7 separate regions of the Homo sapiens genome follow, and all the other regions are linked to region 1. A link is a loop called in an ENCODE intact Hi-C map of the cell type or tissue named here. Cell type or tissue: endothelial cell of umbilical vein. All regions are shown on one strand.

Region 1 (4,000 bases):
AGAGAAGAATATCTTTTCTTTCTTTATTGTTTACAGATACCAACATTTTTCAAAGCCTTGCAGTAGATGAGTGAGTCTCCTGTTACATTTCTCCTGCAGCATATATTCTGTGGATGTGTTTTCCTAAGCAGACTAATTATATGTTGCTCTCTTCTTTTACCCTAATGAAACATAGATTTTTCTGTTTTGAATTTGTCACTTGTTTGTTACATTTGTCAAGTGTTTTAAATATTACATTGGTCCTTTATTTGCTTTTGAGAACACCCAATAGTTTAAAAATTAAAATGACATGAAGGTCAATTCTAAGACAGGAATGATACTACTAAATCCTGGACTTGCCTATGATAACAAGCTCGAGCTACACACTTTTATTGTCAGAATAAATGGAATATATAGGAAGGAGTTAATTGGAACTGGTTAGTACCTAAATAAGATTTTTCAAAGTAAGTTTTTTGTCGTATTGGCAGAACAGTGTTAAAAAATAGACATTGTCATCATAAACACCCACAACTATATCTGTAGAAGATAATTTAATGCAATATTCTGGGGAAAATACAGTTGCCAAAATTAATCTCCTTGTTTTCTTTCATTGTGCAATGTGGAGTTAAATTTTTTTTCTATTGAGCAGTGTGTGTGTGTGTTTGTGTCTATAATTTATATATGTGCTTGTATACATTTCTATATACACATGTATGTGTATGCAAAATATGTATATATACACATATATATAAAATGTACACTAAATATGTATATATGTATATTCATAAAATGTTTTGCTGTATGGAAATAAAAAAGAAGGTTTCTAAAGGAAAGATAGAGAAGAAATTTAACCTGATTTCTATTAAATTAAGCACAGAGAAATAAAACTTTACTAAAGGGCCAGGTGCAGTGGCTCAAGCCTGTAATCCCAGCACTTTGTGAGGCCAAGGCTGGCAGATCACTTGAGGTCAGGTGTTTGAGAATAGCCTGGCCACATGGTGAAACCCTGTCTCTACTAAAAACACAAAAATTAGCCGGGCATGGTGGCATGTGCCTTTAGTCCCAGCTACTCAGGAGGCTGAGGCAGGAGAATTATTAGTCCCCAGGGTGGCTAGCAGGGCCTAGGGAAGCTGGAGATCCTGGGGTGACTGTCCCTGGCAGAGCTGGAGGTTGCAGTCACTGTCCCTGGAGTTGGAGGTTGCAGTGAGCCGATATCGCGCCACTGCACTCCAGCCTGGGTGACAGAGCGAGACTCCATCTCAAAACAAAACAAAACAAAAACAGAAAAACACTTTACTAAACAAATACCTCCCAAAGTTATAATTTCCATATTCTTGTCTGTTAGGGAGAAGCCAGGTGAGAACAGAGGAGGACATCCAGAGTAAACTGGACACAGTAACAGAGGTGAGGAGGTCCTCACAAAGGGTGCCTCCGGTGAAAAGAGAAAGATAGCCAGAGGGAGAGGACCCGAGGGAGGGCAAGGCCAGCTCCTTCCCTCTCCCTCTCTGGCCACACAACTTATTCTTAGCAGCTTCCTGTCCACTGCTGCTAAGTCATTTCCACATGAACGCGTCTTTTGCACCATGGCTATTTTCCTTTTGCCCCCATTTCTGTCTGAGGAAAGGTTTGATGGTGATTTCAGTGTTGACACACTCGACTTTTAGACTGCAGCTGACTTACCATGCTTGTTGAATGAGTCTGTTCCTCTCACATGGACAGTTTCCACTTATGAAAAGTCCCTTCCTTTTTCATTTCCTCTGCAGAAAGCTTGTTTTGCTAATGAGGAGTCCATGAAATTGGGGGAGTTTGCTGCTGTGTGTGTGTGTGTGTGTGTGTTTGTGTGTGTGTGTGTATGTGTATGTGTACATAGTTTTCCTCTTTGAGAAATTGCTATTGTTGCTTCTCAGTGCACCTGGATGTCTGAAGATATTTTTTATTTAACGAGCTGTCTAGGAAATACAAAGGTTACTGTTATTTTATCTTTATGTTGATATTTTTCTGTTTAATATTTGCATTAAAATTGTTCCCCCAAATAGAATATCTACATGATATAGCAACCAGTGAACAAATCAACATATCTACCTACACATATATATATAAATCTATATATTAATCTCTCTCTGTATCTAATTAATATATATGTATAATTTAGCCTTCCTCTCAAGCAAGGACATAAGTGGTAAATTAATGATAATATAATCTTTACTATGGAATGGCTGGTCTACTCTGCATGGAGCAACCTCTCCATCATGTGGACTTTTAAGATATTGCTACTAAAGTTAAAGCCATGCTATGCTCTTGAAACTGTAAATATCAATTAATTTTAAAAGAAAGGGGTGAAGCTCTAGGTAGGTTTTTATTTGTATAGCTCATATTATTTCTGTTTTTCTATGTGTCAGGTGATATTCTCAGCACCTTGTATAGAACATTTCACTTAATCATTCCAAAAGTACCTATTAGATAGGCACTTTAATTATTTCCATTTTATAGATGAAAAAATTTAGGCTTGTCCAAGACCACAGCACTGGTAAGTGACAAAGTGAAGTCCAAAATTGAACTGAAGGCCAAATTTCATGAGCTATCTTGGGTGAGATATTTCTTGCCTCAAGTCTTCCACATAAAATGTAACAAATTTAATGGTATCTGGATAAATACAAAATAATATTATTTTCTGTTCATCAAGGGCCAAAAAATGGGTCAGATACTGTCTGGACCCTTTAAATATTCTTTGTCATTATTTTACCATTCTATCAAAGTATTAATGGTTAAGAAATGTCTTCAGATTAGAAAATGTTACAGTTAGCAGCTACCAACCACCAATGACTAAGAATTAGTCATTATTGTTCTAAATCCTGTATGGTTCCCATTATTAATCGTCAAGGCTGTAGGAAATCAACTAGGAAATGTGAACTTTTCTTCTTAGCAAAGTTTAGGATTTGCTGTTATGAACATATCTCTACACCAGCAGACCCAACTCCCCAAGCATACAGACAAGAGAGAGATGAAGAGATCTTACTGTTTCTCTCACATAATTCAGGTTTGCTTTTAGTATGCTATTAAGAATTGATGCACTCCCCATTTGTCTGCTCTGAGAAAAAAAACATAAATGGCTTTTGGGATTTTGCAGATCTAAAGTGCTTGAAAAGTGGGTCTTATTTTGACTAAATTAACTGGAGATGTTATCTGAAAAGGACTGACTCAATCACATACCAAGCAGGACAAATAATAATACACTTTTCCTTCCTGCCTTCATTCATTTATTCACATCCATTTATTCCACAAATATTTACTGAACATTTACAGTGTGTAAAACTCAGTGCTTTTTTCCCTAAAAATCTAGCAGCAAGTGTATGACAGAGAGCTGCAATTCTTTCGCACAGAGGGATAGCAGATCAGTGTTCATCCAAAGAGGAGATGGAGTTCTGGTTAGAGGAATGAGAAGAGGCTTTGCAAGAGAGCAGGCAAATGCACAGATCCTTAGAGGAAGAAGGGACAGGGACAGGTAAAGATGACAAAGGGAGCAGCAAGACTCAGGTAGAAGAGGCACTCAGTGCAAAGGCATCAGGAACAGTGAATACTGTAATGAAGGCTAGACTGAAAATGGGCTGGGTTAGGCTGTGAGGGGCTTTGAAAATTATGCTAAGGAGTTTAAGCTTTACCTGCTGGCCAGTGGCTCTCAAAGTGAGATCCCCAGTCTACCAGCATTAGCTTTGCTTCAGGCCCATCCCAGAACTACTGAATCAGAGTCTCTGGGGATGGGGCTTAGACTTCTGTAGTTTAACAAACCCTTAAGGCCATGTTGATGCATGCTAAGGGTTGAGAACCAGTGCTGTAGCCAGGCCTTCCAAACGGATGTGTGTACTGGGAATGAGTGGCAGGTGTGCTGGAGATAGATAGTGACATTTGCAGTCCTCAGGGTGGCTAGCAGGGCCTGGAGAAGCTGGAGCTCCTGGGGTGACTGTCCCTGGCAGAAGCAGCCTCATTCTTTTTCCTAGGGTACCAAGTTCTTTGACCTGAAATA
Region 2 (4,000 bases), 390 kb before region 1:
TCCTCATAGATCAAAGCAAAGATTACTGCAAAGTTTTATGAATCAACATTGGGTTCATAGCTTAGGTCTAAGAGAGGGGAAAAAATATATCAGGAAACAAACGAACAATAAGTGCAGCCAGTTGTCAGTCTAGAAATATGGCAGATGGTTAAAATCAGAAGTCATATAGTTAACTCAAAGAGCCAAGGTCCAAACCACCAGGCAGAAGTTATGAGAAGAACACCACTGAGTTCCAACCTCCAAACTGGGGATAGAAGCTGAGCAGAGGTGCCTAGTCACAGAACCCAAAAGGTAGTTGTTTTTTGTTTTCTGTGCTTTAAAAATACAACAGAAGACAATGGCTGGCCCTCTCTGGCATGGTCAGTCTACAGCCAAGTATGAGCTGATTGAGTGTTGCACCTGTCCAACAAAATCAGGACGTGTTCTTATTTCCTAGAGGTCATTGTAAGGGACTGTGAGGGTGTAGACAAGTCAGCAGCAATCAGATACACTGAACACTCTTGGACTAACTCACCTTGCCCAGGTGACATTTTTGCATGTTTGTTTATTTCAGGACAGGAGAAAGAGAACCAGAAATTTGAGCTGTTTTGCATGGCAAATGTGGACAATCTTTAGAAAAAAAAATTTCTCGTTATTACTTTTAGTTGGCATTAGGACTGGACTCCAGTTCTCTCCTCAGGAAAGTAGAGTGTTGGGCCTGTTTGGCTCCTTCATTGGAACCAATAGGAGAGAAGCAACAAGTGAAGGGGGAAATGACTTAATTGAATAGTTTGTAACTTTGAAACATGCCATAATCCGTTTCCGTATTCCACAGAGAACGCACTTGATTTTCCTTGATGATTTTCCACTCCTGCCCTGAGCATTTGCAGAGTGTAAATCAGAGACTGAGAGGCACCAGCAGCCCATTCTACTCCTGGGATAATAAAAACACATGCCCTAGAGCTTCAGTTAGTGGGTTCCCAACCCATCAACAAATGGAATTTCTAACATTGCTCCCTAGTGATTGTATTAATGGGATAATTTTCTCTGACAGGATGTATTTTTTCTGAAATTATCTGAAGTTTCCTCTTCCAAACTCTATCTTACTGCCCACTCCCATGATTATCTCCTTGTGCAATGGAAAACAATATCAACCCCCATGTTAGTTTTCTATTTTTAGACCTGGTTTGGTCAGTCTATACAGTAAAATGGTTTATATTTAGCTCCTAAGTTTCTCCTGTTAGTAATTCAGACTCGTCACTCCCTTAGTCATTTTTATTGGCTGGTTGGTTGTCAGTTTCATGATGCTTGACCTAAGAATGAAGACAGTATTTCCAGGGATAGCTCATAAGGGTGGGGTCAGATATTTTTGTCTATAGACTATAATGAATCTATATATACCTTGGAAGCCAGTCTAACTTCTTACCCTTTTTCAACCCATATATTTTTAGCCTCACATGATAAATTCTGAGTTATTTTTATTAATGATATCTTCTCATCTTGGAAAACAGTTCCTATGGTATGTTGTTATCCCTAGAACTTAGCCCATATGCCTGCAACATAGTTAGAACTCAAGATATACTTGATGAATAAATGAATAAATAAATGATTCAAACATTACTGGTAAGAGTTATTTCCAAATTATTTTTTGTCTGGATTTATAAGATTAAATTTTTTTTCTATTTTTCTTTAACATCTTTTAGTGTTTTACTTCAATTGAGGTGTGTTATCAGTTCAACTATTAGAGTACAATCTCATACTCTACAAGCACATATGTCCATGTTTTGCATAAAATTTGTGGGGTCACATGACTTCAATGATCTTTGCCATAGGATTTCTGGCCTGGTAAGTGACTTTAGAAATCATCTGGTCTGATTCCAACATTTTGTAGACTTTAAACCTGACAACTAGGAAAGATTCTACGGGATATAGTTAAATGTTTTCTATTATAATCTTCTCTTTTGTTCACACTTTATTCTTTGTATTTGAAGACCATACCATGTCGTCCGGAATGGTCAACTCTTTCATACCACTCAAACATACATTTTTTTCTTACATTTGAAAATCTAGCTACTGTTTTAAAGGACTTATCTCCATCTGTGTTTCAAATTCAGCAATTTGCAAGCTCTCTGGTGATCCACTGATGATCCCTGAAGTTTCCTAGATCAAAACGGTTAATTCTAGATAGTTAAAAGTTGACCTTTTAGAGTTCTGAGATTCATTGAGGTCCATAATCAGCATCCATCTGAGGTTCTTGCTGTGGTCTCTTTTCTGCATGTAATTATTTTCCTTCGTATGTTTGCCCTTTTGATTATACGTGGAATTTTGAGGTTGGTCGCTTGGTGGCACTGTAGTTAATAGCTTGATTTTCTTGTGTATTTTTCCACTGCCTTCATAGCTTTTGTTTTTAAATTGCAATTATGTGAAATATGTGCGACTTTTAAATTCTGCTGCAGGTGAAATGATTTAATGACTCTTGACTTCTGGATTAATTTTAAGCATTATAAACATTGTGAAAACAGACTCTTGCTAATAATGATCATTATCGTAATGGCTTGAGGCATAATCATTTACTAACATTAGCCAAGTGATTAAAATCCATCATGAGTTTAATTTGAAAAAATTTTGTTCCTTTGCAATAAATGGCTAATGATATTAGCCTCATCTTTGTGAGGCCAAAACTTATCATATGACTTTGTACTTTCACTACTTGATAGAAATCTTCTCTTTTTAACACAGGCCATATTATCCCTATTGTTTACCAAGCCTGTGGTGTTCTCTATATTGGTACTGAACTGGGCCATGTGGTGCACAATGTACATGCAATTGTCACTTTTCTTTTATGGCCCTGCTATTTGATAATTTGTCATTTTACAAAGCAAGTGACCTTAACAGATGTTAAAATTAATTACCATGGCCAGTCAAACCTGTAGGGAAAGGGAAACATTCTCATTTTATGACTCATTTTTGTCAAAACTGGTTATGATATTTATAATAATCAGATTTTTTGATATATTTGTATAACTTTGTAACGATGCCTTTAAAAAGTGTCCAATCTTAAAGTTAGTAATAATTTTCCAAAAATATTATCTTTCAACTGATTTTTTTTCTTTCTACCTCTTCTCTCTACAACCCTCTGCCCTGCTCACAGACCAGCATTCTGGAGAGACTGAGTTTTGAAACAACCGAAGGAAAGTGATTAGAGAGCAAGTGTGTAGTTGCCATTTTTTTCCCCCCACAAAGAACCTGAGTCTGGACTTTAAATTTACTTACTGCCTCATTATTTCCTTTGATGAATCGTGCAAAAATCTTGACCTTCAAGGGTACTCTACCCAGCAGATGCCCATGAGGATAATGATCTTATTTCCAAAACACCTTAAACAATTAGAAAAGGAAAAAAATAAGTATAACAAACAACCCCCAGAATAAACAAACTTTGGCAACTGTGGAAGGGAAAAACCTGTATTTCTTAATGGGTACTATTTTGTTTCCAGAAGTTTTCCCCAAACGAAACAACCAGGTGAATATCGCACACTGACTGATATTAGAGATTAGCCTTCCACAGGCTCACTGATGAACTGTAATCTTTATGGCTGTGTTAGCTGTTTCCTCTTCAAAACAAGTCAATGTTGTTATTCTCATTTTTTAAAGAACCAGAGAGACCCACGATGGAGAATTAACATGCCCAAGATTGTTTAGTGAGTGGGTAGAAGGCATGTTAATTGGCCATTGAATGCTATGTAAAAACTACACACTTGCTCTCTAATCAATTTCTTTCAGTTATTTCAAAACTCAATCTCTTCAGAATGCTGGTCTGTGAGCAGGGCAGAGGATTGCAGAGGTAAGAGGTAAAAAGAATAAAAATCCCCGAAGGAAAATCATAAAATTTAAAAGTCACATACAGAATTTACTATTACATATATGTGTGTGTGTATGTGTGTGTGTGGTTTTTTTTTAATTTTTTTTTTTGAGATGGAATCTCACTCTTGTTGCCCAGGCTGGAGTGCAATGGTGCAACCTT
Region 3 (4,000 bases), 560 kb before region 1:
TTCTCCCTAACAGAATCCAGATTCAGCTGAGGCATTTCAGTCATCAGGAAAAGGGGATCTGTCCTCAGCCCCTGGGAAGAGTCTTGATGGTTAAATAAATGATTATTCCAGATTGACTGCGCTAATACAGTATCTGTGCCCAAACTTAAAAAAGGAAATTTTAATTCATCTTCAGGATTAAAGCATGTTGGGTCTCTCTTGCACACATATGCACACCTCTCCCCATCCCACTGGATATTAATAAGAAAGGATGAAATTCACTGGCAGCTATTTTATGATGATAGAGTAAGATTTCAGATAATGTAAAAACTGAGGAAAGTAGAGCAAAGTTATGGCACAAACTCTCCAGATGTATGGGTGTAACACACATGGACTCTCTCACATACACACACTCTCTCTCTCCGCCCCCCCTCCCAACTTTTACAGTACATGCCTGTTAGCCTGACTTCCTTCCCTCATTTTTTGTCTGCCTCTTAAAAACTGCCTAGTTCAAATGCTTTTCTTGAATCTTCCGATCAAAATATCACCTCTGAGACATCAAAGTTCTTTTATGTATACCCCAGTTATAATGGTTTTAAGCATTTTTTTGAATCTCTAATAATGTAGAAAGTCATCCAAGTATGATAGCTTATTCATCTCGCATCCTGCACTATGTTGAACACAGAGCAAGCATACAATGAGATTCCTGAAGTGAATGCTATATAGCAATATCCATGTTAAGCTGCTTTGTAGTATTCACATGTAAAAGCAATGAACAAAATAGTCATTGAGTATGCCAATATGTTTATTCAACTTTTAATTGTCTCACCCTAATACAAATCTCAAACTTTTCCTTCAGCCAATCTTTGGAAATCTTCAGTAGAAAGAAAACATAAATCTGAATTTTCTCTTTTACTTGTAAATCACCTCTAAATAAGCCGAAGGTCACAAACATAAAGGTTAACTTCTTCACTATAACTTTATTTTAATTCAAAAATTCCTCTTGAGTTTTTCATGGTAGTTTCTCTCGAACCTCTATAGTTATAGGCACATTTCATGGGGGCTGACCTTCCTACAAAACTTGCTTTTTTTTTTTTTTTGAACTTTCTTCTACCTCAATCCATCAGATCACTAGGTGTAGGTTTCAATGATATTATTAACATCTTGAAACTTATCTCCTTTGTTTACAGCTGAGTAAAGCCACATCACTGTGAATCCCTTCCCTAGGAATCTATAACTGGGACTAGGAAGTTCCAATTGCACTCTGGGCTTGTCCCCTGAGTAGGCTTATTTTATAATACTTTTCATCAATTAAAATTTATTGCAAATTTCCACTGTTAGCGAAGCCACATAGAAATAAAGCTAGGAAGGTTGCGATTCTCCATAGCATCGACTCTTCTACTCAGTTCCCCACCATACGAAAATAAGTCTCAAAGAAACAAAGAAATGTGACTACCAAATTAAAAAAATCAAAAAGGATATTACTAATCATCTATTAAGTTTAGCATTAACAAGTTTCTATTTTCCTTGGCACAAACCTAAGTACATTTCTTAGTTTAGACAACAAATTTAAGCTTCTAGCATCTCTAAATTCATCTATTAATAAAACCAGCAGTTCAGTGCTTAGTTTTGACCTAACCACCAGGGGTCAGAGTCAGAACGAAAACAACCCAAGGAAGAATTCCATGGAAAGACATCAACTATATAAGTGAGCAAAAAATCAATTTCTTGCCTAACTGCAAAATTAACGTGTAAGTAGCAAACATCTCCATGAAGATGTAAACAAGTATACAGCTTCCTTTGTAATTATATCTAACAATTGTTTAAGTCTGAAAAAATATCTGAAAAAATTCTAAAGAGAAAATATTAATATTCTAATAAAAATAACAAAAATAATTAAATTATAACCCTCGAGCTGGCTGCAGTAGGTTATGAAGACGTAAAAATGCTATAGATATTACAAGTAGTTTCCCAAGTTTGCATTAAGGACAAATTCAGATTATTTTGCTTTTGTATGTTTTTGTAGATGGTGAAATTATATTCTGAAAATTACTTACTTGTTACATCAGTTTTTATTCCTGCAAGCTTCAACAGAGGTTCAACCTTCTCATAATAAACCTGGGTAGCTTCTTTTTTGTGACTTTGGGGGTTAAGGAGTATTTTTAATGACTTCGGTCTGTTTGGAAAGCCTAAGAAGAAATTTTAAAGACAAAGTTGTAAAGTCCTTGTCATCATTTTTTTTCTTTCCCTTTAAAATGACACACAAGTCTGTTAGAATGTTATATGCATTTAAATAGTATTTGCTATTTTTATTTGAAATTCTTGCAAGAGTATTCTGAATATAACTTTATTTGAAAACATTTTCCTAGCTGTGAAATAGGTATATCCCTCTTAAAATAAATCATGAGTTAGAACAATATATTTAATTTATGAAGGAAGATGCAAAAAAAAGAGGCAACTTTGTGAATATTAGGCAGTGCTATGTGTATTTACCAAACCACAATATATCAAATGTTCTTTTAGCATTTGTTTCTGGAAAAAAAGCAATGGACTGTAACAAATAGAAGGGTACATTTCCTCTCCTTAGCTAAATGTGCTCATTATTGGAATTGGGCACCCCAGTGACCCCAGGGCTACCAACGCCTGACCTACTGATGAGTCCAGTGCAGAACAGAGGAAGCAGGGATGGGTCAGTGTCAGTACCAAGTGCAGTGCATGCTGGGAGTTAAAAAGAGGGTTTCGGTCAGAGTTCAAGCCTGAAAAGGGGCCAGGGGAGAAAGAACTCTTTTGGGAATTGGGAAAGCAACGCCTCTCAGCAGGGATTCAATGATAGTGCTGCCTCACAGTTGGGGCTGAGATTTGATACTACAATTTTCTGGGCTTGCAAGATGCTTATCTCTTCGAACCCAGTTGGAGCAGGTGCAAAGCAAATTTTCTGTTGTTAGGAAGGGGCAGGAGGGACTGAGGAGCAAAAAGAAAGCTGACAACCGTTTCTTTTACGGTAAGCTGCTCTCAGAGGGCCACGTTTAAAGATTAAACAAGCAGTTATTAACATCTATTTTTAATAAAAACCATTACTAAAAAGACAAGTGAAAATTGTCCACTACAAGAAGTCAGTGTTTCATACATCAAGTAGAGAGAATATTTTACTTCTCATTATATTTGATACAATAAAGTATTTCAACAGGACATACTGTTTTGATTTTAGGGAGAGTTTTAGACGAGGAAGAGATAGGGTCATGATAAACTCCTTAAACATTCCTGGTGAAACTGCCTAGGGCCCTTTTTGGTAAGAAGCCTGCATCAGCCTCCAATCACCCAGGCTGGAAACCTCAAAACCGTGCTCAATGCCTTCCTTTTTCCTTGCCACCTTTGAATGAGTGCTCAGATTCATAAGATGGTAGCCACTTGCTTCCATGCCTTCTCCCTTCTCCCACTGATGTCCTCTGACTTGGGGACCATGCCCAGGCATGCTGGCTGTCCTCCCCTTCCACTGCATCCTTTGGCATCACAGCTCTGGTCAGTGCTGCACAGTTCAAAGGCGGCTATGGCTCATTGCTGCCTGAAGAGCGAGCCCAAACCCCTTAAAATGACATTCAGAATCCTCCTGCTCCCAATCCCACTCACTCTCCTCGCCTTCCTCTGTTACACGCGTTAAAGAAACATGTATTGAGCACTTGTGCTAAGTACTGGGAAGAAGGGCCAAGGGATTAAGATATGATTCGTGCTTTAAAGGAGGAAGATGTATCCACAAATACAGACAGCACAAAACACAGAGGCTGGTTAACAGAGAAGGACAAAGTACAACAGAGTGTGTGAGAGAGGGTGGTTAATTCTTATTAGGGATCTGGAAAAGGCTTCAAGAGAAGGGAGTATCTGAGCAGGGTTTTTGGCTTGTGCTGTTTTCACCCCCTAAAATTTCCTCCCTCATTACCCCTCATCCCACCCCTGAGCAAAACAGCAGGGGTGAAAATTTTAGGCAGTGAGAGCTGCCTGAGCAAATAAATGGAGCTAAATGCAG
Region 4 (4,000 bases), 1.1 Mb before region 1:
AGCATTTCAAGTTTTCATCTACAAAGTGATGAAGAAGAGTATTAATTTATGAGATAAAGAGTATGAGGGGATAACACTGTAGGGCTTTCACTGGCACCCCTTACCTGATTCCTTTATCATCGTTTGAAGAGCACTTTTTAGCCCTCTGCTAAACTCTTGCTGTGGTCACAGAACTCTCAAATGGTGAAGATCATTTTAAATATGCATGAGACACCATGTTTTTTCTTCCATGGTTATTTTTTTTTAAGGACATATATAATGTTTTACTTGTGTATGTATATCATCTCAATTATGAGCCCCTAGAAATAAGGGATCCAATTTATTTCATTCAGTAAGTTATTAGTTGTGTACACTGGAATATTGGTTTGGGTGCTTAGGATTAGCAGTGAATAAAATACACGAAAATTCCTACCCTTATGGAGTTTACTTTCAATTGCTAGGAGACAGACCAAAAAAATTTAAAAGTGTATATATATATGTGTGTGTGTGTGTGTGCGTACGCACACATTCTCACACACATATATGTATGTTAGATGGTAAGTGTTATGGAGAAAAACAAAGTAGGGAAGGGAAATAGTGTGTGCAGTGAGGGAGAAAGAAAGGGGAGGTTGAATTACAGTTATAACAAGGGTAGTCGGGGAAGACCTCACCTAAAAAATGAGTCAAGAGCTGAAGATGGTGAGGAATAAGCCACATAGGAAAAGAGTCCTACAGGCGGAGGGAATACCAACTGAAAAAATCTTGTAACAAGAGCATGCCCAATGCATTCAAAAGGTAGCAAGTGCTTAGGAGGGCTGGAGCAGGTGAGCAACTAGGAGAGGAATAGGAGGCCAGGTCAAGAAGATGACAGGTGGGCAGATCACATAGGGTCTTGTATTTCATTTTAAGGAGTTTGGCTAGTATTCTAAATAAGATGGGACACCACTGGAAGCTGTTTTTAGCCAACGAGCAACAGGACATGATTTATTAGAATCTGATCAGTCAGAGAAAAACTTGCTGTGGGGCTAAGGAATTGGGAGCAGGGGGACCAGTTAGGAGGCTAATGCAGTAATCCAGGTGAGAGATACCAGTGACTTCAACCTGGGTGGTGGCAGTGTAAGTAGTAAGAAAAGGTCAGGTTCTGGTTAAAAATAGAGCTAAGAAGATTTGCTGATAGATTGAATATGTGGTGTGAAAAAGGAGTTAGAGTTTAGGGCCTGAGCAAACTAGTAGGCTGTAGTTGTCATTAACCAAGGTGAAAAACTCGAGGGTGAAGCAGGATAGGGAGAAAGATTATGAGCTTAGTTTTTGACAGGTTAAGTTTGAAATGCCTATTAAACATCCAAATGGAAGTGCAAGATTGGATATACAAATTTGGAATTCAAGAGTTCTGGGCCAGGGATGTATATTTGTGACACGTGAGTGTGTAGTTGGTATTTATAGCTGTGAGACCTATGATCACTCACTCAAGGGAATGAGTGCTGCTAGAGAAGAAAGAAGCTTAGGCACTCCCAGCATTAGGAGGCTGAGGAGAGATGAGTCAGCAAAGTAATCCAGGAAGGAACGCTCAAGAAGTGAAAGGAAAATCAGGAGAGTGTGATAACCTGAAAGGGAAGTAAAAAGTTTCAAGGAGGTGGGAATGATCTACCCCATGAGAGACTACTGATAAGCCAAATAAAATAAGGACCTAAATAGCCATTAGCAACTCAGGAGTCCTAGACACTGGTGACTTTTATATGCAATTTTGTTGGAGCAATGAAATTAAAGCTTGATTGAATAAAGTAACAAGGAATAGAGAACTTGGAGACTCCTGACAATTTTGCAGTGAAATAGAGAAGTAGGGAGTAGTTGGAGTTTCTTTAAGATGGGAGAAATTACAGCATGTTTGTATATTGATAGGAAAGATTAGAGAGGAGGAAGTGGATGGTGTAGGGGAGGAGGAGCAGTGTCCTTGAAAAAGTTATCTGCTACATAATTTATTCAGGGTGTTTTCAAAGTTCTGCACTACCTTGGACATCTGTCTTTCTCCCTGACTAGAGCAGAAGCTCTTTGGGAAGTGCAGCATCCAGCACTTACAGCAGCATTGTCATTCACCAAATTCTTGAGTTCCCCTAGATAAGCAAGAGGGGATAGGATCTAGTACAAGTGAGGTGTTTGGCCCTTGTTGTGAATTTGCAGAGGACATGGGCATAGGTGAGATTGGAGGGTAGATGTGGTTCGTAGGAAGTTCTTTGGTAGCTTCTACTCCTCCATGAAACGAGATGTTATTGGCTGAAAGTGAGAATGGGGAGACGACAGTTCATACATCTGTGTGACCCATTAATGTCCAGCAGAGTAACTAGTCGTTTGTGGTCAAGTGTAAAAATGAATGATTGAGTTGTCTATCTGGATGAGCCTTTCGTTTATTTCATAGTTAACATGTTAATGAACATGCAATTAAAACATCCATATCAGCTCGAATGGCTCCTCTTTTTCATCAGGTATGGTTTAGCAGTTGTTTGAATCTTTAGCACCTTAATTTTTGTTTCATTCAAGTGATTTTCCTGAAGTCATTGAAGAATCTACCTTGACACCAATTTTAACTAGAGAAATTCAATTATTTGCTGAAAGTTAATACTGCTTTAAATGCTGGACACAAAAATAGTTACGCTGTGTTTCCCAAAGAGGTCATCATGGTCTAGTCAGGAAGAGGGGTGTCCAAGGTGAGTTACACAGAGCTTTGGAAAAGCCTCAGTGGATGGTGTGGCAGATGACGTCCCTGAGTTTGCTAGAGGAAAAATGACTCTAGAAAACTGAGTATTCTTCCCTGTTCTATTTTATGGATGTGGTGGTCAGAGAAGGACATAGTGACCAATTTCTGTGACCCTCACTTCCACCATTGGTCCCGTGGCAAGACTCAGTTACAAGCCTTCTCTCCCTTTGGATTGTACCTCACTCAGGAAGTACGGAATTTGAAGATCAGATTTCATTTCCAGAAAATCCATAAGGCAGTCACAGCTTATGACCAAGGCTCACACCTTTTTTTCTGCTTACCTTTCCCTGCTATTGTCCTGACTTCTTGCCTCCCAAGATTGATATGTAAGAAGTGGGGCCATTTTTTTGCTTTTCTCTGAAAAACTAGTCAGCAAAGAGGTTGGAATTTTAATTGGTTTAACTACTTAACTTAGAAAGCCAAGAGTTAAATACTTAGAAGTGAAACTTTTTTTCTTTTCCTGATTGGGTCTTTCTGAACAATATTTTTGCTGTGATTATTGCACATTTAAGCCCAACTGTACTTTTTATCTGAAAAAAAAATAGGATATGACTCTTAACTGTCGTAAGCAGATTACAATAATATTCTTTAGAACACGGGTGTCTAATCTTTTGGCATCCCTGGGCCACATTGGAAGAATTGTCTTGGGCCACACATTAAGTACACTAACACTATAACGGTAGCTGATGAGCTAAAGAAATGGCCCATGCATAAATATCATAATGTAAGAAAGTTTACTAATTTGTGTTGGGCTGCATTTAAAGCCATCGTGGGCTGCAGGTTGGACAAGTTTGCTTTAGAATATTTCACATTTAGAGTGGTAGTTGCTTTCTTTTTTTCTTATTTCTGAAGGAAGTCATGTCTTGATTCTGTTCTCTTCCTTCCACTCCTACTGTCTCATTCAGGCCCTTGGTTATTCCTTATCTAAAGGAATCTTTTAAAAGTTATCCTCTTGTTCATCCAAACAACACCAACCCATTCTTCACACCACTATCACATTAATCTTCCCAGAGTAAACTGTTTATCAGGACAGTCCCTGCTTCAACTTCAGTGGTTGTCTGTTGTTTACTGAATAAACTCCACACTCCACTTTCTGTCATTACATCAGTGTACTCCCTGGATGAAGCAGCATCTATTTCAGTAGCAGCTTCGGATGCATTCATTTCCTAGTGAAATACCAGAGTCACTCTTACCAGGGGCAGCAGTTCCGTATATCACTGAAACATATTTCCTCAGAGAAAGTGATAGTGACTCATTGAGAACATTTCC
Region 5 (4,000 bases), 180 kb before region 1:
TCAGTAGATGTCAAGCTTAATTTTGTATGTGTCCAAAATTAAACCTTTACATTTTAGTTACATAAAAAGGTCCTTTAAGTGAGGGTAAGAGAACATTTAAACTGAAAGTTATATATACTAGGCCTGAAATTTTTAATGGCCTTATTTAAAATGAATATAAAGGTACTTAAGGAAGGTAGCAGTTGTAGGCTTTCTTTTCTTAGGAAATCAATACTCATAAAACTCAAGGTTGGAAATGAGAATTAAAAACCACAGTGAGTTTATTTTAAAACATGTAGTCTGTCATCTTTATTTTCCCTTTGGATTACATAGTGTTTATACCCTGAGGTCTATTTATGTTGCTGCAACTCTTTCACTGACTTTGAAGTGAACTTTGTATGGTGCTAGAATCAGAGCACTAGGGCTTAGAGATCATGTATTCCAACCCTCTCATTTAAAAAGAGTAAATTAAGGTAAGAGAGTAAAGCGAATTTCCCTGATATCTTTGTTTCCTCTGAGATGTAAAAATCTCTGTTGTTCTTAACCACCAGGCTAAGTTCAGTGACAGCAAGAGTCATCCTAGTTCAGCCCCTAACATGGCCCCTGATCCTCCCCTTAACCTAGACAGTGCCTGGCACTTAGCAGACACTCCACTTATAGTTCTGGAAAAAAAGCACTTATCTCTGAGCAAAGTCTTTTACTCTCATTAGAAACTCTCTGGCATTCCTGGTATGGCTTAGGAGACTAATCACTGATAATAAATAAATAAATAAATAAATAAATAAATAAATAAATAATAAATTCCTGCTGTTCTTCTCCCAAATACATGCCTCATGGAGTTGCCTGCAGGAGAAAGAGTTCCACAGCAAATCAATACCTGCAATTTAAAGGATTCTACTCTTGCCAGGTGTGATGGCTCATGCTTGTAATCCCAGCACTTTGGGAGGCTGGGGTAGGAGGATTGCTTGGGGCCAGGAATTTGAAACCATCCTGGTCAATATAGCAAGACCCCGTCTTTACAAAAAAATTAAAAATTTAGCTAGGCGTGGTGTTGCCCACCTGTAGTCCCAGCTACTCAGGTGGCTGAGGCATGAGGATTGCTTGAGGGATTGCTTGAGCCTGGGAGGTCAAGGCGGAAGTGAGCTGTGATCGCACCACTGTACTCCAGGCTGGGTGACAGGGTGAGAGGCTCTCTCAAAAACAAACAAACACACAAAAACGAGGATTCTATTCTTGTAACTTCAAACCAATAAAAATAAGGATTCTACTCTTATAACTTCTCACCAGCAGATTCATTTAAAACCATTATTTCTTCTGTCCAGAGCATCCTAATACATGCAACTGCTCTCATCCAACTGGCAAGCACACAGATTTACTAGCAAAGTTTAGTACCTGTTGGTCAGAAGACTGCCTATTTCTTCTGGGTATCTCTTCAATGTTCCAGGAAACAAATTTCATTTATTCTTATAAGTCTGACTGTCCCAGACAAAGTTACTGTATGTACAAAAATCTGTGTATTTCTTTTGGTGTGATTCAGATGCAAGCAGAAATGAATTTTATTCATATTGTTATCTTTAAGACTGTGTGGGTTGGAGAAGGATTCATAGACAACAAAACAGGAAAAGATTAAGTCAAACAAAACAACTTAGTGGTTTTGTAATTTTGGAGGCTTTTGTCTGAAGGGAGATAGCTAAAGCTTGACAAAGGCTTCCTATGTGTGAGTAGAAGAGACAGCTCTTTTCCCTCTTCATTGGGGCAAGCACCATAGTAATTAGATTTAAAGGACACCAATAGACTTTTTTATTAGAACCAGATAACTTTCTGGTGTTTCTCAAATGAGAGAAAGGCACCTCCATGGAATGTCTTTCATCCGTTTTCAAATTCTACCAAGCCCAGTTCTTCTGCAAACTTCACCTAATGTATGTGTGATCTACAGCTGTGGTTTACAAACTGAATTCAGGTGGCCAGGCAGGGACCCCTCCCCCCGCGCCCCACTACCCGCTAACCGCCTCCCGCCACACACACACACACACACACACACACACACACCCCGCGCGCGCGCACACACACACACCCCACCCCACCACCCCGACCTCCACATACATTCCCCCGACCCCCTCCAGCAGTGAAGTCTAAGAGCACCGCGAAGTAATTTAAATTTTCGAGGGAAAGCACAGCGCCATCTGTCGGACATCATGCCAATTACTCTTGTTAAGTTCCTACCTGACGGTTACTTTATACTTTGAACTGCTAGGTACTCCTTTTGGCCTAAGGACACAGTGAAAAATGTACCGAGACCTTGGAGAGCCACGAACCAAGAAACTTCAGAAACCTCTGATATCTGATCAAGAGTTAAGAGACGTCAGAATCATCACAACTGACAAAAGGTTAGGAAAAAATTCTAAACATTTCTATTTCCTACAGACTTCCCCATTATATTTTTGGCTGCCTAAACAGAAACAGACTTCCATGATCAGGAGCTGGGCTCTGGCAGTTAACATTTTATTGCCATTTTACTGGTTATGAACTCTTTCTATGATATCTTCGTATCTATATGAATAGATAGGTGATATGTATCAGTATGTATGTGTTTAAAGAGAGATTTTTTTTCCCTAGGCATGTCTCCATACATAAATATTTTTAAAAGTTAAAAACATGGGTTCCATGTTTCGAAATGGCTAGGACAGGAGCTGTGGAGTTCTCAAATCCTAATTGAGGGCTGTCTCAGGGAAAGGTGCTGATACAAAAATCAGTCTCATCCTAGGTGACCTCTGTCAGCTTTATAAGCTCTTTGATGACTTATTATTCCATTTATAAAACAAAGAGAATAATACAGATGTTATTGAGGTTCGTGTTTATAAAATATTCTAAGATGGCCAGATGAAAAGTGTGACTCACAGGAAATGCCAAATCTGAAATAAATCATCCTTCTGAGTCACAACAAATACCTTTCAATGTGATGGAAACTTGATATTTGAAAACTCCCTTGATTAGATTCCTGTTTTCATCAGCTGTACTTTTCCTATGAAATTTGTTTACATATTTCTTTCCTCTTTACCATGCTTTCAAATTGGTTGACATTTATAACTTGAAAGAGGACCATTGAAAAATTACTTAAGGGAGACCAGCACAAATACAATTTTTTTTTCCACCAGGGAAAGGCCATGTGCGTGTGTTTAAATGTAATTATCGTTTCCCTTTTGATTTTTGTCAATCAAGGAAATAGTGTTACTAAAATGTCTGATTGTTTTATCTCATCACTACCAACAAAAACTGTTCCATTACAGTCTGTGAGGCTTTCTATTTTAGAGTGTTTTCTAGGCAATATGTGGTAATTCAAAGAGATCAAAGTAAATGTCTCCACCTCAATTCATACAAGCCTTGATAATAATATATTTTCAAAACTTGTCCATTCTAAAGTAACATTTGTCTACTAAGCCCTTTTTTGGGGGAAATTTAAATTAGTGGGAGGAGCTTATACACTATCTTTTTCATAAATAACACTTTTCTTGATTATTAAGAAGTAAATAAAATGATCTTCAATTCTAGCACACAGAGATAAGCGCCATTGAAATGTTGGTGTGCTTTGGTCTAGTCTTTTGTCTATGCATGTTTTAATATTATATACTTTTTAAATTTTATTAATCTCATTTTGTGTTACAGTTTCTTTTTTATTAAGTTGTGCAGGTTTGTTACATAGGTACACATGTGCCATGGTGGTTTGCTGCACCCATCAACCCATCATCTATGTTAGGTATTTCTCCTAATGCTATCCCTCCCCTATCTCCTCCCCACCTCCCCGCCGCCACCCCTGCCCACAGGCCTGGCGTGTGAGGTTCCCCTCCCTGTGCCCATATGTTCTCACTTTTCAACTCCCACTTATGAGTGAGAACATGTGGTGTTTGGTTTTCTGTTCTTGTGTTAGTTTGCTGAGAATGATGGTTTCCAGCTTCATCCATGTCCTTGCAAAGGACATGAACTCATTCTTTCTTATGGCTGCATAGTATTCCATGGTGTATAT
Region 6 (4,000 bases), 1.0 Mb before region 1:
AACCACTAGGTGGTGGTACAAGAACATAGGGAGAAGTATTTTTGTAAACAGACTGGGAATTTGTTTTGATTTCCTACTCAGTTTTTAAATTGCTATACCCTTGGGCCCTTAAATACCTCCTAAGGGATGCCATTGTGATTGCTGTTTAGTAGTTGAGCCAACATAAAATTGATGTTGAGCTTTACAACAGCTGTTATAGACCACTTTATGTTGATGCTGAAGCTTTTTAAAAATGCTGCTTGCATGAAAACGTTAACTCTTCGGTAGGAATCTGTTAAGTTTTCGGAGAGATTCGAAGGCCTTGCTTATATTTCTGGCTGATTTACAGATCTTACAATGTTGCAGTTGAGACTACTTAGAATATATACTCCTGCTTTATTTAGCTGACTGAATTTTCAGTAAAGACATGACAGTTTCCTAGCTACTTTCTATGGAAATGACAAAAGGCAGCTGCCCACTATGATTTTACCTTATTGACTGCAATTCAGTGTTTATGCACAACCTTGTGACATTGATCTTCATCTTAATGGCTAAAATATATTTTTTAAATGTTTTGAAATTTGAGATAAAAATATTTTTCTGTATATGAATTACCTTAATTTTTGGAAATGTACCTTTTCTCTTTTAATATTCTGAATATGTGCTTAGAAATTTTGGATCAGTTAATTCTCTTTAAACCACAGAAGAAAGTAATCCAGTATCAATATTGAAGAATCTTTGCTTACATTAGAACTGTATGATCATTTCAACACTTAAACTCTGCTGAAATTCTGTTTAATGCATTTAGTACAAGAGTGTGGTTGTAGTTATCCTGTAAAACATTCTTCTCAGAGCTGGCACACGTTCTACACTTATGTAGTGTCCTTGTTGGATTTGTAGAAACGGATCTACGAGGGCTCCCCTGCTTTGTCTTAGCATTTTTATGTCAACTTGAAAATCCCTATCTTTCTAAGAAGTAACCTTACAACAAGGTACTTACTGATTTACTTGGATGAGTCAGTTATTTTTGGATAAGTGTTGATGCATATCACCTCATTCTCATAGGGATTGAGGGTTCTACATACCATTTTTATTAGCATTCCCTGGGTTAGAAAATACTGTTGGCATTTTAGCTAAGTTGTCTTACAGGTTTTGATGATAATAGGGCTTTCTTACCATTTAACTTGTAGTCTTCCTAATGAAATTCTATGATTTGGTATCTTTTAACATTAAACTTGAAGACTTCATTTAAGGCATTTGGTGTTTAACTAAAAGCAAAATGGCTTCTTTGTACCTGTTTACACATTAGGAAAAAAAACAAAAAATGAGCACAGACTCCAACTCCATGGAAGAACACTGTTAAAAGAAGCATCTCTTAGATGATGAAAGCATTATAGCACTGTTCCAGTAAATAGCACCAACTGCAGCTGATTCTTTGGTTTTATTAGGAAAGATAGCACATTTTGTGATCTGCAACGTTTAAATCAATTGAACTATAGTGAAATCTCTCCCCTGAAATATCTATTACACAGCTTGCAACCTTTTGTTTAAGAGATTAAGTTTGCATCTCCTCATATTATCTCCTTGTAATTGGAAAACTTTCATTTTGACAGAGAAAATGTGCCAGTATCCCTGTGAGCCTTGCCACAAGCCAATGCAGAATGCCATCTGGAGGATGCATGCCCAAGTCATGCAACAGCCTCCTGTCGGGATGTATCAGGAACTTTGCAACAGAACAACTAATAACATCTTAAGCTCCATTTGTCTAGCTCGCTAGTCCTCTTGGCAGAGGTCATACCAGCAGTGGTTTTGTTGATTTGCTGCATCAAATGTAATTAGGCTAAAGCACTCACTGACAGAGCCTCTGATAATGGCATAAAAGCCTCAGGCTTAAATTTACCCATTGAGTCAAATTTAAGTGGATCAACAAAGACATACTAATTTCATCACTAGAACAGTAAAACAATTATTTTTAAAGGTGCTTATTTGGGACAACAAGATTTTCCTTTCTTTGGATCTCATAATTGTTTTATTTTAATTTTAATTTTAATTTAATTTAATTTATTTTATTTTACTTTTTAGTCGCTGGCTTCCAATGAAGTGGTTGATGTCTCTGACTAGGAAAGACAGTTTCATGTGTACACAAGCCATATATCCCTTCTGAATCTTACTCTCAAGTACCCTGTGGAAAATGATGAGATGTTTTTGTCAGGTTATATCCAAATAACTTTGAACTCTACCAGTTGCATACTCATAAGGGTAGCAGTAACATTATTACTGACCTTTTAACCCTTGCTTACTGGAAAACTCCAGTTGTACCAGTGGCCTCTTTATAAATGAGTCACTTTCAGGCTATGACTAAGATGAAGAAAGCATTACTTAGGGTTAAATTTAGGTCAAGTCTGGGCCCAGAGCACAAGACAGGCTTTAGTTGTTGTTAAGAGCCATAAGAAAACTATGAAAAGCATTTCTGCCTTATGCAGAGAAGAAACAATTCAACAGAAATAAGGTTTAACAGTTTCCTGCATAAATATTGTAAAGCAAGTCAGCAGGGGTCTGTGTTAGAGTGAGAGAGAGCTTGCAGGTGGTCTCAGCAGGAAGGAAGCACTTCCCTGGAATGCCTATATGGATGATCTGGATGAAGCTTTTTAAGAATTAGCAAAGAAATTAAGTATGATGGAATAAACAAGATAATAATAATATGTGAAATGTACTCTTTTAATTCATTTCTAAATTTTCTCTTGTGTTCACTGGTTTTCAAATATACCACCAGCACTAGAACTCCTAAGAAATCACTCTGAAATTTCCAGGGCATGGCAATGATTTCTGAGGATTTTGTACCTCATCGTGGAATTTGACTTAGTTTGAGTTCTAGGTATACTGCTTTTGATGATAGCAATAGGCACACGTGAGAATGAGGTTAAGTAAGTGTTTATTTGAGGATTTAATATTGTACACACTCTAGGAGTAAAGCAATTATCATGCTGTTAATTTCATATTCATGTATGGCTTATTTATTTGCTGTTTACCTCTCTGCATAATGAAAATGCCATGGAAATCTGCTTCTTCTAGCACTCTAATTTTAAATGAAGCTAAATGTTATGTATAATTTCAAGATACAGATTGCTAATTTCATTCTATTTTAAATACTGTATGCATGAGAAGCTTCTATGTTCTTGCAGAATCCATCTTTAACCAGAATCGAAGCATAATTTTCTAAGTAATTATGGAATAGTTAATACATTAAAATATGAATCAGGAGCATCATAGGCATATTTTGAACCATATAGTTTTCTAAACCTATATATATATGTATGTGTGTGTGTGTGTGTGTGTGTGTGTGTGTATTCCCTATCTCAGAGTCAACACCTTAGTTACTTTTCTGACAAATAAAATATAGTCATAACATAATCTCTCTTATTGCTCCTACTGATAAATTATTTGCATCTGGCTTACTTGTAATTTGGTGGCAAAATCAATGTTTGGTGAAATGATTCTGAAAACTTCAGGGGCACTATAGTTTTCATTTATTTACATGATATGCTATTTTTAAAGAACCAGTCATTGCCAGAATTCTACGTTAGTTCATCTTCTGAGAATATAATGGGAAAAAAAAGAAAGAAAGAAGTTCATATCTAATGTACATGGAGTTTTCTTCTCCAGTCTGATAATTCACTCAAGTAACATGCCTCAGATTTCACTTCCAGGCCCACCCTTGCTCGTCTCTGCTCAATACCAGAAACTAGAGTTGTGTGTCATCCAAGTTTTTCTAATTTTTTATTTTTTCAGCAGGTATCACTGTGTGCCCACCATGTGCATGAATAAAGTCCCTATTTCTGGGTGGCTACAGCCCAGTTGTGAAGATAACACATAGATGTGAAATATTGAATGAATAATACCACAAGTCAGTATACATTTAAATATGCCAAAGGCAGAAATTGTTGAGGAAATTCACTTCTGAAAACTCTTAACATAGTCTGTAAAGCTTAATATTCGCCAGTTGTTCAATTTCCATTGTTAT
Region 7 (4,000 bases), 64 kb before region 1:
TGTGTGTGTGTTTGTGTGTGTGTGTGTGTGTGTGTGTGTTTTACTGGAATGCAAATGCCTTCTACTGAAGAAAGCAAAGTAAGTGCTATTGATTTAAACGGAAATTGGAACATTAAACAAAGCAGCTGACTTAAAAATGACTTTGTAGAGCAGGGCCTATTAGTATTGCATTACCATTCTTAATGCATAGCCAGTCAGATTTTTCATTTACTTCTGTAAAACATCTTTTTCCTCCCATTCTTCATGATTTCTTGTAAAGACTTCAGTATCTAGATATTTTTCTTCTAAGTCAAACAGACTTCTGATATGTCAAAAATACCTTTGTATGCTTACAGCATTTTAACACTGAAGCTTTTTTTTTTCTCCAAGGATGGCTATGATCTTGATTTTTTTTTCAACCCCTTCTCATAATAAAGAAATAAATACAAATACAGAATAAATCAGAGAGCAAATCAACCTGGACAAATAAGAAGGCTAACATGGATTTTGGAGGGTGGAAGATGAAAGTGGCAATAATGGCAAGAATAAGACGTACTTCAGATCACCAAATGAAACATGATCTTCCAATCAGGGAAAACTGCTGATCATGGTGATTTCCTGGAACTCAATATGAAAGGACATGGACTTTGGCGGACAAGCCATCACGGTTCCACCCTCAATGCCACCACTTATTAGCTGTGCAACCTTCAGAAAATCAATGGGTTGTTCACCCCACAAAACAACAACAAAGAAAAATATATTCAAATATGCTGGATGTATTTGGGAAGTAGAAATGAAGATTATGACCCAAGACGCACAGTTAAGGCAAGCCACATATGCATCCGCAGTGGGAAGGGTAAAGGGAAGTTTTATTGGCACAGGGGGAAGTTCATGTAAGGTACTTGGAAACAGAGTTTATTAGTTTCGGACACTCAGAGCCAGATTTGGCATCAGTTAATTGCCAATATAATTGAATGGCAATTTAATTACATTGCTGGACATACCTGTCCAGTAATGGCTGCAGATGCCATTACTGAACCGGTATTCTTTTGAGAACATCTTATCTGAATTGCAGTAGTCCTAAAGAAAGAATTTCTTGGGAGGTTATTTTAGCAAGTCCTTGAGACAGTCTTTATCTCAGCCATATAACATGAACTCCTCCTTTTGGCTTTTTGCTTTAGTGTGTTTGGGCCTGACAAAAAAGTGATTTCATCCTAGTATCTGCAACTTTCACAGGATTAGCCTGTCTCACTTCTCTCATGGGGAAAATGAAAGTGTTGTTTACCACATATGATTGCTGTAGGGACTGAATGAAACAAAATGTGTAAAGAAAATGCTTAGATCAGGCACACAATATGTGGAACTATTTTGAATAATTATTTGAACCCTGAATTGAGAGTGGCGAATACTCCTCCTCCGTTTCTGCTTCACCCTGCAGCATGAAGGAATGATTTTGAGAGAGACAGAGGAGAGGTGAAAGGACTTCCAGGAGAATAAAATAGCTTTGTTTTCATCCCAGTGAGACTTGAAAAGTCGGGTTTAAGATGCCTAGATGTAAAATCCATGTGGATTACCACGCTTGCAACATTCACTCCACTTTTGTTTAGCACTAAGCCTCAGGTCGGCGTGTGAAGTTTATCTTCAACATTTTGCTTTCTTTTAAACAAATGTGGCTTTTCCCTCATTTCACCTAGCTCCGGTCCTCAGACATCATGTCCTTTATTTTCCGACTATTATAACATTCCTGTAAGAGATACTGATATTTCAATTAATAAGCCTTGCAGTTCAAAAAAGTTGAAAAACAAAATGATAGCTGATGTTGAATTTTGGGGTGCTATAGCAGATTATGCAATAAATATTTCTTGCCAGAGGGATGAGAAGGAAATCATCACACCATATAAATGCAGCCTACGCTTAGGCAACATAGGTAAATTAACCATGGCTGTATTGGAATGTGACCAGTTCACTCTTCCTGATTTCAAATCTCCTTAAAATTATGACTCAAAAAAACTCTCAAAAGGAATAGACTGCTGTAATATCCTGTTCTCATTACCCGTCGCACATTGAAAATTGAAGGCAGGAAGAGAAGGCAGCAAGATCTCTTAGCCTCTCATCAGGCCATCTCCACCACACTACATTCCTTTTATAAACACTCCTGTCCCTCTGTGGGTGTTCTTCAGGTATTCATCACATTTTCCTTTCTAAATCTTGGCTTTTTTGTTTGTGCTGGCTCAGTTTGTTTACTGTGTAGGGTGGGGCATATTTATGCAGCTCAAGAAACATTTTGACAGATTTCTAGATAACAAGGAACATTCTAAATATATACAAGTCTCGCTTTCTTTTTTTTTTTTTTAAACCCAAGTATGCTCCTATTTCCAGACCCACTTCCTCTGGTTCTCTTTAATTTCTTCCACTGAGTTTTATGCTCATCTTTCCTCACATCTTTGGATGTGGAGGGTGGAGTCAGGTTGGAGAAGCAATTTGAGAATGTACCTTTCTTGCAAGTCACTAAGGTATCTTTTTTTTTTTGGAGGTCAACATTGAGAGAGAATGAAGGAAGAGGAAAATACCAGCAAGTATGGGTGAACTTCATCTTTTATGACATTGTCATGGATTATTAGGTTAAAAGGTTTAAAAGACCTTGAGATAAATCAAATTGAATTGCAAATTTAAAACAGAGTCCAGTAACTTAATTAATCTCATGTGATGCCACTTAAACATTGGAAAAGAAGAGCACCATTTGTCAATATGGTTCCATTCATTTGTCTATATATATGTTAACCTATTTTAAAATTAATTAATCTTTTAAATTTATATTTCTCTGTATAAATAACATAACAGCTTTTAAAATTGCTTTCTATTTGAGAAGCAGGGAAAAAGATAAACTTTTGCATTGGGTTTGAATAGCTGAATCAAGAATCAGTTTCTTTAAATATTTCCCAAATAAGCAAATAGCAACATTCAATTGTGTAAGTACTAATAACACACTGCCACAATCACATATGAGCCTTTGCCATGTGTGGAATGCTGCATTAAAGTGGGGTGGATGCAGAGGTGAAAAGCAGAGCCCTGGCCCTGTGGGAGACCAGTCTGGAGGAAGCAACATACAAGTGGATAGAGCATAGCATGGTAAGTCCTTTAATAGGGATTTAGACAAAGACATCTGGAGATGGGAGGAGACTCGCCACAGGCTTACTGGACAGGAGGGTAAGGCCACTTTCAGATCACAGAAGGGACAGTCATATTTACATATAAGTCTGGAGAGTAAAATGGACTAGGTCATGGAAAAGTGGAATACGTGGCTCATACCATGATCATTCCTCCTGCTCATGCACACTTGTGAAGCATTTAAGATGATGCTGTAATGTGGGCAGTTAAATTCTGCATGGACCATCACAAAGAACTTTGCTGCCATGCAAAGACTAAATAGGTCTCATTAATGGGACTATGTAGATAATATCACTTTCCAAAGCATTTGAAGCCCTTGTTCATTTGATTCCAATTTAAAATTTCTGCTTCACATCTTTGTCTTTCTTCTTAATAATATTACCTTTAAAACAGAATAAATCCCAACCAAAATTACATGTTTTAAAGTTAGATTTTATATTTTAGAACAGGTTTGGATTTGTAGAAAAATTCTGAAGATAGTACAGAGAGTTTTCATATACCCCATATCCAGTTTTCCCTATTATTTATGTCTCATGTTAGTATGGCACAGTTATAATTGGTAAATCAATAGTTGTATAAAACAGTTCTTGCATTGCTATAAAGAAATACCTGAGACTGGGTAATTTATAAAGAAAAGAGGTTTAATTGGCTTATAGTTCCACAGGCTGTACAGGAAGCATGATGCTAGCACCTGCTCGGCTTCTGGGGAGGCCTCAGAAAACTTGCAGTCATGGCAGAAGGTGAAGGGGGAGCCAGCACTTTCCATGGCTGGAGTAGGAGGAAGAGAGGGAGGAGGGGGTGCTACACACTGTTAAACAACCAGATCTCACAATAACTCCCTCACACACTATCA

Evidence for each region. Peaks named below come from ENCODE experiments on the same cell type or tissue, not always from the same donor. Only the 100,000 strongest peaks of a DNase experiment are listed, where the experiment ranks them.
Region 2: it touches region 1 in a loop (5-fold over the local background); 5 of 110 quality-filtered maps call a loop at or near these places.
Region 3: it touches region 1 in a loop (15-fold over the local background); 8 of 110 quality-filtered maps call a loop at or near these places.
Region 4: it touches region 1 in a loop (5-fold over the local background); 4 of 110 quality-filtered maps call a loop at or near these places.
Region 5: it touches region 1 in a loop (5-fold over the local background); 2 of 110 quality-filtered maps call a loop at or near these places.
Region 6: it touches region 1 in a loop (11-fold over the local background); 5 of 110 quality-filtered maps call a loop at or near these places.
Region 7: it touches region 1 in a loop (4-fold over the local background); 2 of 110 quality-filtered maps call a loop at or near these places.

Annotation. Positions count from the first base shown.
Region 1 is chr2:182,130,574-182,134,573 of GRCh38, forward strand. It overlaps a transcript of PPP1R1C not described here. Among named protein-coding and RNA genes, the nearest start is that of PPP1R1C, 150 kb to the left of the region's middle. In endothelial cell of umbilical vein, no CTCF peak of the experiment used is centred here; DNase peaks (open chromatin) are centred at 1,658, 2,228 and 2,858; H3K27ac peaks cover 2,554 bases.
Region 2 is chr2:181,740,701-181,744,700 of GRCh38, forward strand. No RefSeq gene overlaps it. Among named protein-coding and RNA genes, the nearest start is that of NEUROD1, 62 kb to the left of the region's middle. In endothelial cell of umbilical vein, a CTCF peak has its summit at 2,283 (motif pointing right); a DNase peak (open chromatin) is centred at 2,341; H3K27ac peaks cover 900 bases.
Region 3 is chr2:181,571,717-181,575,716 of GRCh38, forward strand. It overlaps CERKL (CERK like autophagy regulator), which reads right to left. Exons shown (of 13, transcript NM_201548.5): 3 at 2,037-2,168. Among named protein-coding and RNA genes, the nearest start is that of CERKL, 83 kb to the right of the region's middle. In endothelial cell of umbilical vein, a CTCF peak has its summit at 1,599 (motif pointing right); no DNase peak of the experiment used is centred here; H3K27me3 peaks cover 499 bases.
Region 4 is chr2:181,068,783-181,072,782 of GRCh38, forward strand. No RefSeq gene overlaps it. Among named protein-coding and RNA genes, the nearest start is that of LINC01934, 53 kb to the right of the region's middle. In endothelial cell of umbilical vein, no CTCF peak of the experiment used is centred here; DNase peaks (open chromatin) are centred at 1,509 and 3,929; H3K27ac peaks cover 1,312 bases.
Region 5 is chr2:181,952,269-181,956,268 of GRCh38, forward strand. It overlaps a transcript of PPP1R1C not described here. Among named protein-coding and RNA genes, the nearest start is that of PPP1R1C, 32 kb to the right of the region's middle. RefSeq lists an enhancer at 2,344-3,543. In endothelial cell of umbilical vein, a CTCF peak has its summit at 2,174 (motif pointing left); DNase peaks (open chromatin) are centred at 2,183 and 2,873; H3K4me3 peaks cover 300 bases; H3K27ac peaks cover 1,337 bases.
Region 6 is chr2:181,104,698-181,108,697 of GRCh38, forward strand. No RefSeq gene overlaps it. Among named protein-coding and RNA genes, the nearest start is that of LINC01934, 17 kb to the right of the region's middle. RefSeq lists an enhancer at 2,278-2,779. In endothelial cell of umbilical vein, a CTCF peak has its summit at 18 (motif pointing right); DNase peaks (open chromatin) are centred at 34 and 2,344; H3K27ac peaks cover 894 bases.
Region 7 is chr2:182,066,957-182,070,956 of GRCh38, forward strand. The region is part of intron 4 of PPP1R1C (protein phosphatase 1 regulatory inhibitor subunit 1C); the gene reads left to right. Among named protein-coding and RNA genes, the nearest start is that of PPP1R1C, 83 kb to the left of the region's middle. In endothelial cell of umbilical vein, no CTCF peak of the experiment used is centred here; no DNase peak of the experiment used is centred here.